Linked DNA regions of Homo sapiens: region 2 is linked to region 1. Evidence: read pairs that join two places in POLR2A ChIA-PET (ENCODE). Cell type or tissue: GM12878. All regions are shown on one strand. Each heading gives the region's core, and the rest is flanking DNA. Links, peaks and the distances in the headings are about the cores only.

What was found. Peaks named below come from ENCODE experiments on the same cell type or tissue, not always from the same donor. Only the 100,000 strongest peaks of a DNase experiment are listed, where the experiment ranks them.
Region 2: POLR2A ChIA-PET joins it to region 1 with 6 read pairs; 4 of 35 experiments call an interaction of 5 or more read pairs at or near these places.

Annotation. Positions count from the first base shown.
Region 1 is chr5:139,177,462-139,188,178 of GRCh38, forward strand. The region is part of intron 1 of SIL1 (SIL1 nucleotide exchange factor); the gene reads right to left. Among named protein-coding and RNA genes, the nearest start is that of SIL1, 16 kb to the right of the region's middle. In GM12878, for the core only: no CTCF peak of the experiment used is centred there; DNase peaks (open chromatin) are centred at 5,380 and 5,480; H3K4me3 peaks cover 606 bases; H3K27ac peaks cover 2,606 bases.
Region 2 is chr5:139,310,742-139,314,741 of GRCh38, forward strand. MATR3 (matrin 3) reads left to right here. Exons shown (of 15, transcript NM_018834.6): 3 at 3,934-3,995. Among named protein-coding and RNA genes, the nearest start is that of MATR3, 19 kb to the left of the region's middle. In GM12878, for the core only: no CTCF peak of the experiment used is centred there; no DNase peak of the experiment used is centred there.

The sequences.
Region 1 (10,717 bases), core at 3,366-7,365:
ATTCCTGATCTCGTGATCCACCTGCCTTGGCCTCCCAAAATGCTGGGATTACAGGCATGAGCCACCGCGCCCAGCCGAGAAGCTGAGATTCTAACTAAAGTCAGCCCCAGTCCAAGGGCCAAGCTCCTAACCACTATGCAGCATGGCCTTCCAGATGAATAAGTGAAAGGAGTAGTGGGCAAGGCCACAGTATCACTAAAGAGTCTGGTCTAGGGTCTATACCCGCCCACCATGCACTTAACACTTGGTCTGGCAGCACGTAACTCTGACCCAGTTTTCTTTATACCACAGGCAACTCCTAAACCTCAGTTTTCCTGGACACACAGTGGGAGGAACAACTCCAGCCCATTTCTGGCCCTCCAGACATTGGTTGCTGCCAAGAGAGAACATGTGCACATCTACATCAACCAGAACTGAATGTTACACAAACCACAGGTGCTGGCTTTGCTAACTTGGCACATCACATCTCTGGGAGTTGCCAGTGTCAGTGGCTTAAGTGGTCTAAGGTGAAGGGGGTAGCCCTTACCCAGTAGTGACAGCCAAGAGAGGGATGGTGACACAGCAGGTTACAAAGGACTCTGTAGCTGTCAGCCGTTAACATGTGACAAGCCTGAAACCTCCAGGCCTTTTTCTGTGCAGATGGAAAGATGCCAAGTGCTGGCACCCTGGGCCACCATGTCTGCTGAGTGGCCAGGTGCCCCAACAACACACTGACTACTGGCACTGAGAGAGCACATGAATCAGGAGGAACAAGGCCACACTAAAGGAGATTAGTCTCAAGATTGCCATTTAGCTGACTGAAGGAAAACAACCTATTACAGTAATGTTCCTTTTCTGATCTTCATTTTCACTCCCTCAACAAAATCCATCCAGTGTCCAAAAGGGTGCTGCTCATTTGCAAATCCAAAACCACCAAAACCACCACCAACTCTCCAAAGGCTTCCCCTGTTCTCCAGGTAAATATGAAATGCCATGCCACAGCTGACAAGGCCTGCCCTCACCAACCCCTCCAACCTCAGCTGGCTCCTCTCACTCTCTGTGCTCCAACCATACTTTCAGTTCCTCATAAAACTCCCCACCCACTGCCTGCTTCCAGAGCCTTTGCAAATCCAGGCCCTCAGCCTGAAATTTTCCTCAACGTCCTGTCACTCTGCTTGGTAAATACTTGTTTGGTCTTCACAATATTTACTCGAACATCACTTCCTCAAAGAAGCCTTCTATGATACCCTCTTAGCCCTAGGACCAAGTCAAATCCCTCTCAGATGTTCTTAACTCTTTCTTTCAATACACTTATTCCAAGTGTAATTTTACTAACTTTGACATATTCATCAGTACACTCTAAGCTGGAACCCTATCTGACACTGTATCTCAGGGCCTAACAGTCTCTGGAATGTAACAGATGTTTTATATACATTTGTTGACTGAAAAAATAAAATTTCAGAGAGAAGGAAAACGAAGCTGTATCCAAATCAAAGAGTTCTACTTAGAGCTGTTCTCCTCCCTACATGACCTTAAGCCAAACAATTCTCTCCCCTTCCCCCTTTCTCTCCCAAATTTCTTACAGAAGTTACTTTCTGTCCTGACATTCTTTAAGCTGGTGGTAGCCATAGTGATAAGCTGGCCTACAGCCAGAAACAGTCTAAAAAGATATCACCTTGTCTGAGTGCTCCAGGCTTCCAAAATAAAAGTTCCCAGCACAGGCCCAGGCAGGCACAAACACAAAAGCCTTTCCCCAGTAAAGACACTGAACCAAACAACCAGGACCCCCTGAAAGAAATGAGTAATCCCCAGGGCAGACAGTGCCCCCCGAGTGACCCACCCAAAGAAAGAAGGGAGGGGAGGCAAGGCTACAGGGGCAGAAGCAGGCATTCTGTGCCCTGATGAGATTTTAAACCCTCTTTTACTCCTTGGATGAAGCAGAGATGTGCCCAAACACTAAATATCAAAGTCGCTCCTGATGAGGCAGCTTCAGAGGAGGTCCACAGATTGTGGCTCAGAAAAGCAATATCAGCAACTAAAGAAGTTCACATAAAGCTCTAATTAAGGCCATTTTCCCTCTACAGAAGCAGGAGGATCTTCTCCTTACCCTTCTCTTATGTAGGGTAGGCAGGTAGGGGGTGGCAGGAAGGGAGGCAGAAGTATTTTTTGAGCACCACTTAGTGCCAGGCATAGTGACAGGTACTTTATAGACAGGGCTATTAATAAAAAACAAATGGGAAATGAATAAGCACATACACAGATAGGTAGCTGATGCTCAGCGAGGTTAAGCAACTTGTCCAACTATTGAATGGTAAGGTCAAGGGTCACACCCACAGCCAGATGTGGTGGCTCATACCTATAATCCCAACACTTCAGAAGGCAGAGGAGGGAGGATCACTTGAAACCAGGAGTTCAAAACCAGCCTGAGCAACACAGCAAGATCCCATCTCTACAAAAAATTAAAAGATTAGCCAGGTGTGGTGGCACATGACTGTAGTCCCACTACTAGGGAGGCTGAGGTGGGAGGATCTCTTGACCTCAGGAAGTCGAGGCTGCAGTGAGCCAAGACTGTGCCACTGCATTCCAGCCAGGGCAACAGAGCAAGACCCTGTCTCTTTAAAAAAAAAAAAAAAAAAAAGTTGGCCAGGCACGGTGGCTCATGCTTGTAATCCCAGCACTTTGGGAGACCGAGGTGGGTGGATCACTTGAGGCCAGGCGTTCGAGACCCAGGAGTTCAAGACCAGCCTGACCAACATGGGGAAACCTCATCTCTACTAAAAACACAAAAAAATTAGCCAGGCATAGTGGTGTGCACCTGTAATCCCAGCTACTTGGGACGCTGAAGCAGGAGAATCACATGAAACCAGGAGGTGAAGATTGCAGTGAGCCGAGATCACGCCATTGCAATCCAGCCTGGGCAACAAGAGCAAAACTCCATCTCAAAAAAAAAAAAAAAAAAAAAAAAATCATACCCAGCTTTGCCTGAATCAGACTTTTTTCTCCTACCCCAATGCTGCCTTTGTGGGTCATCTATTAGCCCCACTCTGCTCCTCACCCCTTTACCACCACCTTCCTAACCAGAATTGGGAATGTAGCTCCTGGTAAGCTCTCTGGCAAAGAAAAGTCTGTCTTCCATGAGCACAACCCACCACAATTGATACATACAAAACTGAGATGCACCACCACTTCCTAGGTTTGGAGCACAGTTTGTTGTAGGGAGCAAAATTCATCATCTGCAACTATGGGCATGAGGCTGGATTTTCTGAAAACCCAAAATGAGACCACAGTGATGAAGTCTCTGCATTTCCCAGAACCCACAGCTCTGGGCACTAGTATGGTATTCCTGCAGTGTAGCATGCCTTAAACCAAAGGATGGTGTGCTCCATCACACCATCAGAAAGACAGTACCTGCAGGGTAGACAATCCCAGCTGAAGTCTCCATAGCTCCTCTAGCTAGGCAGAGAGGGTAGCAACTCCATACCTGAGTCACCTGCCTCTACACAGCATCTTCTGCAAGGTTAAGCAGCCATTCATTGTGCTGTAGTTCAAGGTTAACCCTTCCCCCTGCACTCATTTCAGGATCTGCCTCTTATCAAAACCTATGCCAGCTGATTATTATAATGATAACTATTATGCCATTATAATAACATTATTGTGCTTTTTTTCTGCACTTGACATCTGTTGGCTGATAGGTTTAAACAGTACATAAGCAATAATTATGCAGTGCTCTCTCCTTTCCAACCAAGCCTCTAGTGTGACTCTTAATGTTACATCCAACTGCAATAAATGCCCAGCCCGAGCAGCAGTGGGAAACATGGCTCATCTGGGTTCACCCACCATGCCTCTAGTCACAGTGCCAGAAACAGAGGCTCAACTAGGTCCCTAATTGTTAACATGCTCCCCTGCTCTCCCAGGGATTTGGGGGAAATACTACCCAGCAAGCAATTTATTGTTGAAAACCCCCGCAGGGCTGGAGGAGTTATATACAAGTCTCAGTACTGCAGAGGGACAAGCAGTACCAAATCACAACAGCACACACCATCACAAGAGAAGAAGCACAGGAAAATGCATTCCTCCACTGGGAGTTCTCAAACAAATGATTTCCAGAGAGTCATTCTGCCTGGTTCCCCACACACAGTTCTTGGCAATTGCTGGTAAAATTGGCAGAAGGGAGAGGAGGGGTAGGACTATCTCCAGGCTTCTATTTTGAAGTTGAGAAATCACTAAACTGGCTGCTCAGCCTTCTTTATAGGACCCGCCAGAGTCCAGGATAGAGTCTGGAGGCCAAAGCAGAGAAGTCCCACCTCCTGTCAGCCAAAGCCCTTGCATCTACCTTTCACACTGTTGATGACAATCAAGGTAGAAAAAAGATGTGAGATTCTTTAACTGCAGACTATCAATATGCCTGAATTACACATTAGCCCTATTAAAGTAAAGGCAACCCATAGCAAGGCTTCACTAAAAAATGATGTTAAAACAAACCTCGCCAGGGGACCAGGGCTGGCCTGTTTTGTTTTCTACACTGTAATACACAGTTTTTGTTTTTTTGGTTTTTTTTAAGGCAGAGAAGGGGGTGGAAGGTTATTTGAATTTAAACGAGCAGTAAACACTATAATCTGTGTGCAAGGAGAAAAGGAACATTCAGAAGTGCCAAGTGCAGCCTCTTGGGACATGTGTGGCCAGGGCAGTAGTAGCCCGGGGGGCTTTCTCCTTCAGCCTCAACACGCTGCTCTCATTGCTTGGGAGCAGGCAAGCCAGCAGGCAAGGTCCACGCAGCACAAAAAGGCACTGTTCCCTAGGTCTAAGGAGAAGATTGCCCTCTCAGAAGGAAATTAATATGACGCAACACGGAATGAGCAGGGCGAGTCATCCACAGAAGTCACCTATCTAAGGAGGGGGTTTGAAGAGGTGTTACTCAAGGCATGGACCACATCTGTCTCATTCATCACTGTATTTCCAGGGCTAAGCAGGTCCTGGCACACAATGGGTACTCAGCAAATAATGGTGGACTGAATGGTAACCAGAAAGAACCCTTAGGTTGGAAGCCACTGACAAGAGCTAGAATCTAACTGTTCCTATTGTAACCTGTGGTAACAAAAGAGCCGTGGACGGCAAAGAATATATAAAGGGAGCCAAGAGAATAAAAATGAGTCTATCTCCAGTACCTGGTGCCTTAATAGACTGACAAGTGTATTCTGGTCAGATTACAATATAGCCCTAGAAGGACAAAGTGGGAAGGAGAAAAGGGGAAGAGGGAAGAGTGAGAAACAAGTGAGACAAAACATTTATTGAGTGCTTACCATGTATATATCTGAAAAACCCAGGGGGTTTCACAGCTGAGGACACAGGAGCAGGGGGGTTGAGTAGCTCCTCTGAAGTCTCACAGCTGTTACATGGTTTAAATCTGGGTGTATCTGATGCTATGACCCAAAAGCTTGCCACCATAATTTGCCTTGGTTTCCTCCAGAGGGGAGCTGGCTTCCCAGCTAATCTCTCCTACAGAGGAGAGATGCTCTTACATGTCCACATAAATCAACTTAGTCGTCATGTTTATTGGAGTTAGTTAACTGGAACTGTGACTTGATGGTCTCTTATGAATTTCACATGCCTGAGGCAGGCCCCCAGGAACTGAAACCTGGATGAACTAACTAAGTTTACAGGCCTGCAAAGCTGCACACCAGTAAGGTCCTAAGTCATCAGCTTTCTAGGGCAAACCTCTCTGGCCCGGCACAGGTCAGGTCTGGGTAAGGAAAGAACCTAAGCATGACCTCTACATGCCCCCAAGTTCTCCTCAGAAATTACAAAGAAGCCTTCCCTACTCCATGCTATGTCAGCCATACACAGAATTCTATTTGAAGGCTTTAAATTCTGATTTAAGTAGGACTAACAGAAGTAAAAAGCCAAGGATTTCTGCATGGTCCTTAGAAGCAAATGAGCCTTCCCTCCATGTCCATGGTGCTCCTGCCTCCCCGGAGTTTCCAGAGACCTTCCACACCCATGATGTCAGGTGCAGCAGAGTAGAAAGGGCAAGGTGATTTTCCATATTCTATTCAGAAGAGACCAGAGGTGAGAATCAGCCAGTGCTCCTAATGGAGGTGAATACCCTGGACAAACTCAGAGGCAGCTTAGGTTGTACTAAAAAACATTTTCAAGGTTGTCTGTTTATTGCACCTCCTGTATGAGGGCTTTCATCAGTTAAAATGGGTTTTTTCAAAGCACAGGGAAGCGGATGATTCACCCAGGTGCACAACAGCTGCTGGGAAGACCTGTGGGAAGAGGCCACCCGGCAAAGGCAGGCTGTGTATGGTAAGAAGGGTCTCCAAGGAATGCCCTACATGCCAAGCCACATGCTGTCAGGATATTAATCCAAACCCATCTTGCACACTTTACAATGTTTACTCTCTCTGGGATGTGGAGCATTAAATTATATCCAAGGACTACACAAGTCCTTCCAATTCTATTCCACACTCACTTCTTTGCTAAAAAGATTTGTAACCTGGAAACAAAGCCCTCTGCCTAATAGCAGCAATAACTCTCCGCAAAGAATAGGAAGCCAGACTGTCAGTTCAAACTCTCCTAAAAGGTATTGCCCCATTGAAGCTTTAGTTTAGGTTTCTCCAAAAAGTGGAGAAACCTACTACTGATCCCCTTTTTCCAGAGAGGACAGGCCTGTGTAACTAAGCATCCTGAAAGGAGGGTTCAAACCAAAAGAGGAAAGAGGAATCACCACCACTCCATTCCTGCCCTAACTGCAATGGTCCTGGAAATGGTAAAGAATTCCAAAGAGGACTGCCTCATTGCTACAAGAACTAAGAACAAGGTACATTAATAGGAGACAAAGCTACCTGGATTAGTCACAGCCCTACTCTGGCTAGCAGTATGACCCTAAATGGGTCATTTAGACTCTCCGAGCCTCAATATTTTACCACCATAAAATGGGGGTGTTGTGTGGCCAGGCACAGTGGCTCATTCTTATAATCCCAGCACTTTGGGAGGTCAAGGTGGAAGGATCGCTTGAGGCCAGGAGTTCAAGACCAGCCTCGGAAACATAGCAAAACCCCATCTCTACAAAAAAATTTTAAAAAATTAGCCAGGCATGGTGGCACATGCCTATAGTCCCAGCTCAGGAGGCTGAGGTGGGAGGATATCTTGAGCCCAAGATTTTGAGGTTGCAGTGAGCTACGATCACACCACTGTTACTCCAGCCTGGGTGTGAGTGAGATGTTGTCTCTAAAAAAACTACAACTAAAAAATAAATAAATGGGGATGTCATAAGAATCAGACTGAAAACAGTAAAATTTGAAAACAGTAAAATATTGCACATACTTTACACCTGATTGTTATTCCAAAGACCCCTGCATGAGAAACCCTAGGACATTTCTAGGGAGCAGAGAGGCCAAGCTGTCACATCTGAGAGGCAGTCTACAGCGACTGGGTCCAGTTGTTTACAGAGAAATCCATATGTCAGGAATAAAGTGAGGACAGAGTAAAATTTGAAGAGAAGACCACACATGGGTCTGCTCAGCTACATTTAAAAAATAACAATACAGCAGGTCTCCAAATAACATTGCTTCGATCAACATTATTTCCTTATAACACCGACGAGAAAAAAATAATTGTTTCCCAGCCAGGGCCACTGCTTGTGTGGAGTCTGCTTATTCTCCCCATGTCTGTGTGGGTTTTCTCCAAGTCCTCAGTCACCTTCCACATCCCGAAGACGTGCCTGTTAGGTTCACTGTTGCGTGTAAGGGGTCCAGTCTGCATGAGTGTCAGGGTGTGTGAGTGTACCTTGAAATGGGATGGCATCCTGTCCAAGGCTGGTTCCTGCCTGGTGCCCTGAGCTGCCGGGATGGGCTCTGGCCACCCAAGACCCTGAACTAATAGGGTAGTAATTATCTCACTTGTTTTTGTTAATCCTTCTTAAAGGAATGTATAGCTCACATTTATCTCAGTTTTTAATATTAGAAGTGTTTTGGTCTTTATTTAGAAGTTTGGTCATGTTTCTGTAACAAGAAATATTCTGTAGGAACTTAACTCTTGTTTATACCAATGAGCCATAGTAAAATTGGTTTTGTATACATTTCACTTAAAGTCACAGTTTCCAAGAACTTATGACCGATGTCAAGTGAGGACTTACTGTATATGCATATGTTTCAAATTTGAAAAGGCACACAAAGACATATAGTGAAAAGTAAGTCTCCCTCCTTCCCAATTCTCTAGTTACCCAGGGCCTCTCACTAGAGACAAACTGCACTGCTTTCAGTTTCTCATGTAGTCTGCCCGAGATATCCCAGGCAGCTAATTTCTACTGGAGATGGGGATATCATTTGTGGCAACACTCTCAGACCTAGAAGGTGATGCCAGGCAAGTAAGCACTGCTGGGGCACTTAGGGACTATGAAAAAAATGAGACAGCCAGAGGATAAGATATCACCTTGCAAAAGGTTCCATGGAGATGCAGACTTCCTTCTGGCTATTATACTGTTTTGCCCCTTGGCTGACCACATTTAAGCAGTGATTCTGTACAATGTATTTCCCTTTTAGTTGTATTTGTTCACCCAGAGCTCTTTCTCAGAGATGTCATTAACAGAAGTGGCCTCTGGGACCTTATGCTGCACCAGCCTGACCACCAGGCCCTTCAAAGTAGCCAGAAGCAGGAACAACTATCAAACCTGCCTCAGTGGAAGCTGAGCAAAAGGGCAAAAAGTGCAAAAGTTCTTGAGTCACCACCTTTCTAGGGACAAAAGTTGCTTTTCATAGCCCAGTGAAATCAGAATATAAGGGAGGATAAAGCCCAGACCATAGATGTTCTACAGGGCCGAACCCAAGAGATTAAGTCACTACCCACAGAAAATCATAGGACACTTTTATCTAAAGATAGGCTTTCACCAAACGCCCTCAAAAGTTTTCAAGCTATGTCCTCCCCTCCCCCACCTTTATTATTTTACAAGGAATTTAAATGTGTGAAACTCCAGCCTCTACCTAAAGGATACAGATGGGTAGCCTATAGGTCAAATCTAGACCACAAATATGCTTTGGTAGTCCCTAGAGATTATGAATATCTGGCCTCCCATATGACATGAGGAGGCCATACTCACCCATGACGATAGGCTGAGTAGCAGCCACCCCTCATGAAGCACATAAGCACTCCGGTTTGACACAGGCCTACCATTCTCTGTTGCCTCTCTGTTCCCAACTTGGCCCTAAAAACATCTGAGTTGGAGACTCCTAGCCAGTGAGTAACACAGGAGGCTAAACTGGCAAGTACATCAGCTGACCAAATAGCAGGACTCTTGAATTCATAAACATTTATTGAACACTCTCTATGTGCCAGGACTGTGCTGGGGATTGGATGCATGAAGAGGAATGACAGATGCAGTGTCTGCCCTCTAGGAAGTTCTAATCCAATTGAGTGTATAAGGCTTACTCTAAGGAATCCAATGCTTCAAAAACAAAGGGCTCTGGGAATGGAGCATGTGAACTCACTGTGGCTGGGAATCAAGAAATGCTTCAGGGAAGTAGGATTTCAACAGGATTGTTATCATTTCTTAAGTTTTCATGTAAACATCCATTCAACAACCATTTATGGTATCCATATTACACTCAGCATTATGCTAAGAGACACATTAAATCACAACCCATATCCTTGAGAAGCTCATATAAAAAGAGACAAACATCATACCATAATAAAAGTGTGCTGAATTCTATAATAAAGGTGTTGCAATGGGGATACAGATGAGGACACATCAGGTAAGGCTCACTGAAGGCGGCAGCTCTGCAGCATAAAGTAGGGAACCGGCTGGGTGCAGTGGCTCACGTCTGTAATCCCAGCACTTTGGGATGCCGAGGCGGGTGGATCACAAGGTCAGGAGCTCGAGGCCAGCCTGGCCAACACGGTGAAACCCCGTCTCTACTAAAATTACAAAAATTAGCCGGGTGTGGTGGCACATGCCTGTGGTCCCAGCTACTTGGGAGGCTGAGGCAGGAGTATCACTGGAACCCGGGAGGCAGAGGTTGCAATGAGCCGAGATTGTGCCACTCCACTCCAGCCTGGGGCAACAGAGCAAGACTCCATCTTAAAAAAAAAAAAAAAAGTAGGAAACTAAGGAGAGAGTACTCTGGGCAAAAGAACTGGCAGAGACACCAACATGAAGCATACTCAGAGGACCACGTGGATCAGTTCATCAGGAGCAAGGGGTACACGTGGGTGATGGTACGGACATATTAATTAAAATGGTAGGATGGGTATACACTGCAATAGGCTTGGAACACCAACAACCTGATACATTTGGAATTTATTCAGGAGCTAGTGGGTGCCATTGAAGGCTTCTGATATGGTTTGAATTTGTGTCCCCACCCAAATCTCATATCAAATTGTAATCCCTAATATTGGAGGAGGGGCCTAGTGGGAGGTGACTAAGTCATAGGGGCGGATTTCCCCCTTGCTGTTTTCACAAAAGTGAGTTCTCACAGGATCTGGCCATTTAAAAATGTGCAGCATGTCCCCCTTGCTCTCTTTCTCCTGCTCCAGACATGTAAGACGTGCCAGCTTCCCCTTCGCCTTCCGCCATGATGGTAAGTTTCCTGAGGCCTTCCCAGAAGCAGAAGTCTGTACAGCCTGCAGAACCATGAGCTAATTAAACCTCTTTTCTTTATAAATTACCCATTCTCAGGTATTTGTTTATAACTGTATGAGAACAGACTAATACAGCTTCCAAGCATAAGTATTCTCTGATAAG
Region 2 (4,000 bases), core at 1-4,000, 130 kb after region 1:
TTTTATTTCTTTATAGGTCATTTTAGGTCATCAAATTGCTTTTCTTTTCTTTTCTTTTTTTCTTTTTTTTTTTGAGACGGAGTTTCACTTTTGTTGCCCAGGCTGTAATGAGTGCAATGGTGCGATCTCGGCTCACCGCAACCTCCGCCTCCCAGGTTCAAGCAATTCTCCTGCTTCAGCCTTCCGAGTAGCTGGGATTACAGGCATGCGCCACCACGCCCAGCTAATTTTATATTTTTAGAGCCAGGGTTTCTCCATGTTGGTCAGGCTGGTCTTGAACTCCTGACCTCAGGTGATTCACTGCCTTGGCCTCCCAAAGTCCTGGGATTACAGGTGTGAGCCATCGCACCCAGTCATCAGATTGCTTTTCTATGCAATCTCAAGCTTTCTCAGCTTCCTTTCACTTAAAGAAAATTACCCACTACAGCACTTTGGCTGTCTTGTCACTTGAGTTTATATTAAGTTATACTTTTTTCTGCCATTCTGTAAGTGCTTCCCAAATTCTTTTTTTTCTCTCTATAAGGTATCTCAGATACATCAAGGTGAATGTAGTTTTCCTACAGAAATGTCTGAATTTAAAAAGTGCACGAATCCTTTATTAATCTGATTTTACAGGAGTTACCTCAGTGTAGAGTCCAGGGATATATATTTTTATAAAACTCTTTCACTTAGTCCCCACCGTAAACCAACCAGTAATAGATCAGTAGTACAGATTAGTCATTGGATGAGTTTGGGAGGTATGTGATTGATTTTTTGATCTTGGCCTTCCTTTTTTCACTTTGAAAGACCAGACACACTTTTCCCCTAAGTTTGAACCTTTAAACAACGTGGAGGATTGGATATAATTTCTGTTCAGCTATGTACCCTTTCTAGCTCCTATGAAATAGAAGCATGCGTAGTAGGATAACATTTATTTCTCTCCCACAACTTAAGAATATTTTAAGTAAAATCTGAATATTTTTAGTTCAGAGAATTGTAAGTCGTTAATTGGTATTTGTTTAATTAATCCTTTTTTTTTTTTTTTTTTTTTTTTTTTTTTTTTTTGAGAAGGTTTCTCGCTCTGTGTCCCAGGCTGGAGTACAGTGGCGTGATCTTGGCTCACTGCATCCTCTGCCTTTCGGGTTCAAGCAATTCTCCTGCCTCAGCATCCCAGGTAGCTGGGATTACAGGCATACATCACCATGCCCAGCTAATTTTTTTGTATTTTTAGTAGAGACGGGTTTCACCATGTTAGCCAGGCTGGTCTCTAACTCCTGGCCTCAGGTGATCCGCCTGCCCCGGCCTCCCAAAGTGCTGGGATTACAAGTATGAGCCACCACGCCCAGCCAAGGCTTCTAAATTTTGTGAACTTACCTGTGGCTCCTCTGACTTAGAGCCATTTTTATTTTATTTTATTTTGTTTTATGTTTTTGAGAAAGGGTCTTTTGCTTTGTAGCCCACGCTGAAGTGCGCTTAGGTGTTCGCAGCTCATTGCACTCTCTACCACCCAGGCTCAAGTGACGCATGTACCACCACCACATCTGGCGTTTTTTTCTTGATAGAGATCGGGTTTCACTGTGTTGCCCAGGCTGGTCTCAAACTCCTGGGCTCAAGTAATCTGCCTGCTTTGGCCTCCCAGAGTGCTGGGATCGTATGCGTGAGCCACTGCACCCGGCCCTTACAAGCCATTTTAAAACTGGTCCCCAAGAAGGCAGTGGTCCATTACTTTCCAGTTGAAACTTTAGATATCCCAAATAGCTGATGATTAGAGAGCCAGCTGGAGAGATCTTGAGTTCCTTAGCTATTAGCCATTATTTTAAAAAGATAATCTAGCTTTGAGAGACCTGGAAATAGTAGTTTATAGCTTCCAACATTTTAAGGAAGGTACCATTCTATTTGGATGAGTTCCATTTTAGTTTACAGGATTTTATTTTTATTTATTTATTTATTTTTGAGACAGTTTCACTCTTGCCCAGACTGGAGTGCAATGGTGTGATCTTGGCTCACTGCAACCTCTGCCTCCCAGGTTCAAGCTATTCTCCTGCCTTAGCCTCCCAAGTAGCTGGAATTACAGGCACCTGCCACCATGCCTGGCTAATTTTTGTATTTTTAATAAAGACAGCGTTTCACCATGTTGGCCAGGCTGGTCTTGAACTCCTGACCTCAGTTGATGCTCCCACCTTGGCCTTCCAAAGTGCTGGGACTGCAGGCCTGAGCCACCGCACCTGGCCTTTCACAGGATTTTAGATAATTTTACTAGAGCATAGGAATGTACCTAAACTGTTGTCAGGTAAATATAAACCAGTTTTTTTTTTTTTTTTTTTTAGGAGCTCATTTATAAAATACCAATCCGCAGCTTTTTGAAAGCACGTATCTTGTAATTTGGTACCTTGGTACCTTACTCTAATTTAGTTCAGCTCTCAGTGAGACATCCCCCTTTAAAAACACATCGCCTGACCATGTTTTATATTCCAAATATAATTGTATTGGGTAGTGTGGGTGTTACAGAAATTACCTCAATTTGTGGGAGTTTGTGAAACATCAATAATAGTTGTAAAGCAGGAATTGTAAAACAAGACTGCTTTATAATCAGTGTAATAATAGTTCTTTTTTTTTTTTTTTTTTTAGCACATTCCATGTGCCTGGCAAGGGTCTGATAAGCAGTTTACCTTTATTGACTCATTTGCTTTTCACAACAACCCTATGAGACTCTTGTCCCAGTGAATTTAAATAACACGGACCAAAGATTCACATCTTTGTAATTTGGGAGTGAACCTAGGCAGTCTAATAGCAGAGCCCACTTTTTGTAACTTCTCTTTCTTACATTGCCTAAAAAGTTAACTCATTTATATCTGCATTTTTTTCCTAAAGAAATTTATTTGAATAAAATAAGAGTTACTTCAATTTAAAGTAAACCATAAAAGAGTAAATAGTGAAAGAATGTCATGTTTCCCACCCTAAATTTGGAAAGAGGCACTCCTTAAATTTGCTTATTTTGGGGAAATACAAAGGGAGCATAATATTTTGATAAATGGGATTCGTTTTCTAGAAAAGCCATTCCTGTTGAATCATGTTAGCATTTTATGGTAATGCTAATCATGGTGTATTTTTCATTCACTGTGTATTTAGTAGGTAGTAAACCTGGAACATCCTCAAAAGCTGGATGTGATTAAAGTTTTAGTTTTTGTTTTTGTTTTTGTTTTGTTTTGTTTTGTTTTGAGACGGAGTCTTTGTCATCCAGGCTGGAGTGCAGTGGCGCAGTCTCAGCTCACTGGAATCTCCGCCTTTTGGGTTCAAGAGATTCTGCTGCCTCAGCCTTCCAAGTAGCTGGGACTACAGGCGTGTGCCACCACGCCCGGCTAAATTTTGTATTTTTTGTAGAGATGGGGTTTCGCCATGTTGGCTAGGCTGGTTTCAAACTCCTGGTCTCAAATGATCCATCCATCTCAGCCTCCCAAAGTGTTGGGATTATAGGCATGAGCCACCATGCTCGGCCTAAAAGATTCTATTTTAACTAATTGTTCACATTTATAGTATATAGTTTCTAGAAAAGTAGATATAAACATGGATGTTTTATTCAGAGTGCTATAAAGTAGCATACAATGAATACTTCAGTTTGGTCCACAGTAAAAATTAATAAGCCTTGCTGATCTCAAGGTTAGTTACTACTCTTGATCTTTATTAACTCTATATCTTTTCCCTGTCAAATATCTTAAGTATGTTGACAAGTTAATCCAGTTTTTCCAAGAATGTGCATAGCGTATTTGAGGGCAGGATCAAGCCTCAAGGATTCAGAGAAATGGTTTTAAATTAAATCAATGTGATTTAGTGAATGGGCAGGTGTTTGTACAGCCTATGATACTGCATAGACATTAATATCCTAGAGTTTGAATGGTTCAGATGAAAATATTTCAGCTTTATTTTTGTTAATTCTACTAATTTACTTTGCTGCAGGAGTGGAGTCAACATATCAATGGAGCAAGTCACAGTCGTCGATGCCAGCTTCTTCTTGAAATGTAGG